Regions from separate parts of the Homo sapiens genome. Here region 2 is linked to region 1. Evidence: chromatin contacts called from ENCODE Hi-C data. All regions are on one chromosome and are shown on one strand. The core of a region is the stretch at or near the end of the contact, and the rest is flanking DNA. Distances in the headings are between cores, read along the strand shown. Region 1 holds the start of TMSB4Y (thymosin beta 4 Y-linked). Region 2 overlaps UTY (ubiquitously transcribed tetratricopeptide repeat containing, Y-linked).

Region 1 (2,531 bases), core at 16-2,515:
ACAGCCTAATATGGATGGGATGATTAAGGGGTTTCAGTACAGCCTAATATGGAATTAAGGGGCTTTCATTTGCAACATCTTGTCATATCCTAAACGTTCTGCAAGTGTACCTAGCTAGGCATGTCATAATCAAATAAAAAATGTATATTGAGTATATTAAATAGCCGTACATTTTCAGTGATAAATGTGTTTGTATATTATTATAGCGCATTAAATATTGCATTATTAAATTAATGAACCCTGTGTTCATGCAACCTTCCCCCTTAAGGATCGCCCTATTGTTTTGTTTGTTTTTGTTTTGGTTGAGATGAAGTCTCCCTCTGTCACCCATACTAGAGTGCAGTGGCAGGATCTGGGCTCACTGCAACTTCCCCTCCCAGGTTCAAGCAATGCTTCTGCCTCAGCCTCCCAAGTAACTGGGATTACAGGCGCCCTCCAGCAAACCAAGTTAATTTTGTATTTTTTGTAGAGACGAGGTTTCCTCAGGCTGGTTTCGAACTCCTGACCTCAGGTGATCCCCGCCTTGGTCTTCCGAAGTGTTGGGATTACTGCACTAAAAGTTATCTGATTTTTAATTAACCTTTGCAAGCCACATTCACCAACTATCTGCTCCTTGAGCGCCCTCCCCTGCCTCCCGAATTCTTCCCGTGGCAGCTCCCAGTCTCCCGCCCTCCCACCGCCCGCTCGCATTCCAGCCTTTCTAAAGATGGGGGAGGATCGGAGCTTACTTTCTTTGGAAGACAATGGATTCTTCTCTTGCGTTTCTGTCTTCTTCAGTTTCGACTTATCGAATTTCTCGATCTCAGCCATACCAGGTTTGTCAGACATGGCTGCGGAGGAAGCCGTAGGGAGCAATCCAAAGTGAGCGTGAGAAACAGCCACCTGTCCGGGTCTCTGTACTGGGAACTGTGCTTCTGCCCTCCGACCCGCAACCTGAGAAAGCCCTTCTCGCCCTCCGTCCCCTGCTGTTTCGCGCTCATGAGCTTCCTCTTTCCACAGAAAAAGAGGCGACACCTTTCCTCAAATATTTGAAAACGCAGGGGACCAAAGAGGACAGATCCCTCTCAAAGTGGAATGTTCCGGAATAAAGGAATTTGACCCCTGTGAACTGTTAATTACAGCGTTTAAAATTAAAGGCTGGCTTGGAAGAGAATAGGAAAGCCACTTCCGCGTTCAAGTGGTTAAAATCGGGCAAGAATTCCTAAAATGGAGCCCAGGTCGCAAAAGCACTTCCATTTTGTAGCCACGGCCTCTCTGCAAACAACGCAGGCCTGGTCCTGCGCCCGCTTTCTAGTCTTCTCACGTAGGCGGAGGCTGCAGCTGGAGCTTGCGACAACCGCCCTACCAGCTTCCTCGCCCGCGCCACACTGCAGCCCAGCACACAAAGCGCGGCCCGGAAGCTAGTCCTGCCGGCGCTCTCGGCATTTCGGCATCCCTAGCACACATGCCTCTGCAAGAAGGGCTGTGAAAATGTCACAGCGCAGCGCCGCCGCTGCCAGGCTGCACAGATGCAGCCCGCAGAGCCGTCTGAGGCTGGGAGACGGCTCGGGGCTCGGGAGATGAGTGAGCCTCAGAACAAAGGATCTGTCTGTTCCCACATCTCAGCCTCCAAGACAACGCACAATACCTTTGAGAGCAAACACTAAGAAATTTTTTTTTTTTTTTTTTTTTTTTTTTTTTTTTTTTTTTTTTTTTTTTTTTTTTTTTGAGACGGAGACTCGCTCTGTCGCCCAGGCTGGAGTGCAGTGGCGGGATTTCGGCTCACTGCAAGCTCCGCCTCCCGGGTTCACGCCATTCTCCTGCCTCAGCCTCCCAAGTAGCTGGGACTACAGGCGCCCGCCACTACGCCCGGCTAATTTTTTGTATTTTTAGTAGAGACGGGGTTTCACCGTTTTAGCCGGGATGGTCTTCATCTCCTGACCTCGTGATCCGCCCGCCTCGGCACACTAAGAAATTTTAACACGAACCCTCCGAGCGGCAGTACATAAACGCCGGTTTATTTGCTTTGTTCTTAAATCATCGATTTCCCCACCGCATTACCCAGCATCTAGGGTGTTTCGCATCCCCACCTCCCCAAGGCAGCTTTCCCGGGGATAATCACTCGGCTTGGCTTTAGGGGATGTCTTCACAGGGACGCGAATAATGAAGGGGCAAGCGCGGCATGAAGGGGAGGGTAGAAGGAGTAAGGATGCAGGGGCCCTGGGGCTTACCTAAGCCAGGCGCGTAAGGGAGTGAAATCTAGTCTACACAGTGTCCACCGCGGAGTTGCCAGGACGGGATGGGCAGGCGCTACTTTATAGCCCTCCTATGTAAATGAGTTGATGTCACCCACAGGCCCGCTTAAGTCTTTCGCTCCACGTCTCGGAAGGGCGTCTGAAAGCTGCCGGGCGGTTGGGGAGCCCCAACGCCACCCTAGGTGCACCATTGCCCCCTAACCACAACGATGGCGAAAGATAAAATGAGCAAAGCACCTTCCAACACTTCCTTCAAAACGCATTTTCCCCTTTTACAACAGGAGCGTAAAAATTGCT
Region 2 (2,531 bases), core at 22-2,521, 420 kb after region 1:
TATACAACATTTTTTGCATAAAAATTTTTTTATAACTTTTTTGTCTTTCACAACTTTCACAGACAATTTTTCAACATGTCTCAACTTTCACTTATTACAAACTTTTTTTTTCTTTAAACAGCCAGTTAATTTATTTCGGGACAAGAATTTAGTATATAACACTCTTCTTACATAAATTCTGCCTCCACCCCTTTTTTTCAAAGCAAACTTTCTTTATGTCTTTGGACTAGACTGTCTAAGGCCACAAGATTAGAAGTTACCATGATACGTTATACTGTTAACTTTTAGCAAACTTCACTTTTACTGAAAACCTTGTAAGTTTGAGATTTTAATTATCTTTTGCTAGACCTTGTTTAGTCTAAATTAACTTAGAATTGATATAGATGGCCTCGTTTTCTCTCTGCTGGTTTTTCCTTGCCTCTGCCAGCCGCTTATGCTGCTGTTCTCTTAACTACTGTTAGGGGCCGGGGAAGTGGGTCTAAAACCAGCTGTAACTGTCTATGTACGGAAACTGGTCTGGGTGCCTTGGCTTACAGGTTACCTTGTGTCATACCTTTGAAACAAGGGACCTACCTGTCCAAGCTTCCTTCTGATGGCCAACCCACCTCTAATGCTGGCCAGTCTATTTCACACAAAGTTCTAAGTTTTCCTAGTGTCACAGTAACACCGTAATCTCCTTTAAATTCTTTCTTGAAAATTTTTTTAACATAGTTCCTAGTGGGGTGGTCTTATTTGTGCCTGGCCTATGCTTCTTCAAGACAAAACACTAAGCTGACACCACATGCACACCACAAAACAAAGAACAGGTAAAAAGGGCACACACACACTTTTGCAGTTTACACCAAACCAAAATCAAAACCAAAATCAGAGTATCTAGAAATCCAAGCCAGATCAGAACCAAAACCAAAGTATCATGCAATCTAACTCAAGTCAAAACCAGAACAAAAGTGCCAATGCAGGCACTCCATGGGTGATCAGGCCATGCTTCCACTCCGATGGAATGGGGCAGGTTCCAAAGACTGGTCTTACCAAGTCAAGCCAAGTCAAAACCGGAACAAAAGTGCTAATACAGGCACACCATGGGTGATGAGGCCACGCTTCCACTCAGGTGGAGTGTGGCAAGTTCCAAAGACTAGTCTTACCAAGTTTCAGATGTCCAGACTCCAAGTGCCAGTTCCTTCCTGGTGTTCAGCCACTGTGCTGATCCTCTGCAGGGGCCTGCTACGCGCTGCTTTGGCTAGGCGTTCCACCCAGGCAATTTCTTTCCCGGGAGCGCTCTTTGGATTGCGTCACTCAGGCTGGCCGGAGTCCCCTGCAGGGATGCTCCGCAGGGCAGGCCTAAGGGGCTGCCTCGGCCGTCTGTCAGTTATCATGTTTCCCGGTCAGGGAACCAAGAAATGTAGCAGGATGAGCCGCTGATAAAGCCTCTCAGATACCGAGTTGTAGAAGGAAGGGCTTTATTCAGCTGGGAGTATCAGCAAGCTACTGCCTTAAAATCTGAGCTCCCCCAGTGAGCAATTCCTGTCCCTTTTAAGGGCTCACAACTCTAAGCATTTCACTTGAAAGGGTCATGATAGATTTGAGCAAGCAAGGGGTACATGACAGGGGCTGCATGCACCGGTGGTCAGAGAGAAACAGAACAAGGCAGGGAGTTTCACAGTGTTCTTCTATACAATGTCTGGAATCTATGAATAACATCAGTTTCTAAGTTATGAGTTGATTTTTAACTACTGGGTTTACGCCAGGCAGGCCCAGGCCTGGTTTCAGGCCTGGTGCCAGGCTGCCTGTCTTTGATTTTACTTCCTTGTTTTTTTTTGTTTTTTAAATAAGTACTGAGTATAAAACAATATGAGAGGGTCTCTCTCTCTTCCCTCATTATGTTGTGTTTTTATTGTTACTTGTTTGAAGCAGTTTTTAAATTTTATTCTTAATCTCTTTATTGGCCTTCTGTCCATTCTAGAATGTTTGAAACTATAAAAACAATTGGAAAATTATAATTGTTTTTCCAGTTGAAAAATTTTCCCCAACAAATTTTCCAGTTGCTTTTATACTTTCAAAAGTTCTGCTTGTTACTGATGTCTAGTTTTATTCCATTATGGTCAGAGAAGATATTTCATATTGTTTCATTTTGTTTTTAATGTTTTAAGACTTGTTTTTTGGCCTATCATGTGGTCTGGCCTTGAGAATGATGCATATGCTGAGGAGAAGAATGTGTATTCCGCAGCCATTAGATGAAATGTTCTGTAAATATATGTCAGGTCCATTTGGTCTATAATGCATACTAAGTCCAATGCTGCTTGGTTCATTTTCTGTCTGAATGATCTGACTTGCCCTACGCTGAAAGCAGGGTGTTGAAGTCTCTAGCCATTGTTGTACTGGGATCTATATCTTCCTTTAGTTCTCATAATATTTGCATATATATACATATATGTATATCTGTGTGCTACAGTGTTGGGTGCATATATGTTTGCAATTGTTAAACCCTCTTATTGAATTGACCCCTTTATCATTATATAATGACTTTCTTTGTT

Evidence for each region. A loop is a pair of places that touch in the nucleus more often than their neighbours do.
Region 2: a loop to region 1 is called in a map with no recorded cell type, with 3 times the contacts of the local background. The contact joins the enhancer-like site here to the promoter of TMSB4Y in region 1. A Hi-C loop is called at or near these places in 2 of 37 single-sample maps with no recorded cell type.

The regions. Positions count from the first base shown.
Region 1 is chrY:13,702,633-13,705,163 of GRCh38, reverse strand. TMSB4Y (thymosin beta 4 Y-linked) reads right to left here and starts at 1,265. Exons shown (of 2, transcript NM_004202.3): 1 at 729-1,265. The coding sequence starts at 828.
Region 2 is chrY:13,281,644-13,284,174 of GRCh38, reverse strand. The region is part of intron 27 of UTY (ubiquitously transcribed tetratricopeptide repeat containing, Y-linked); the gene reads left to right. Among named protein-coding and RNA genes, the nearest start is that of MIR12120, 200 kb to the left of the region's middle. Within about 2 kb of position 1,271, at least 4 of the 41 ENCODE cell types and tissues checked have a DNase peak (open chromatin) inside an H3K27ac peak, as active enhancers do.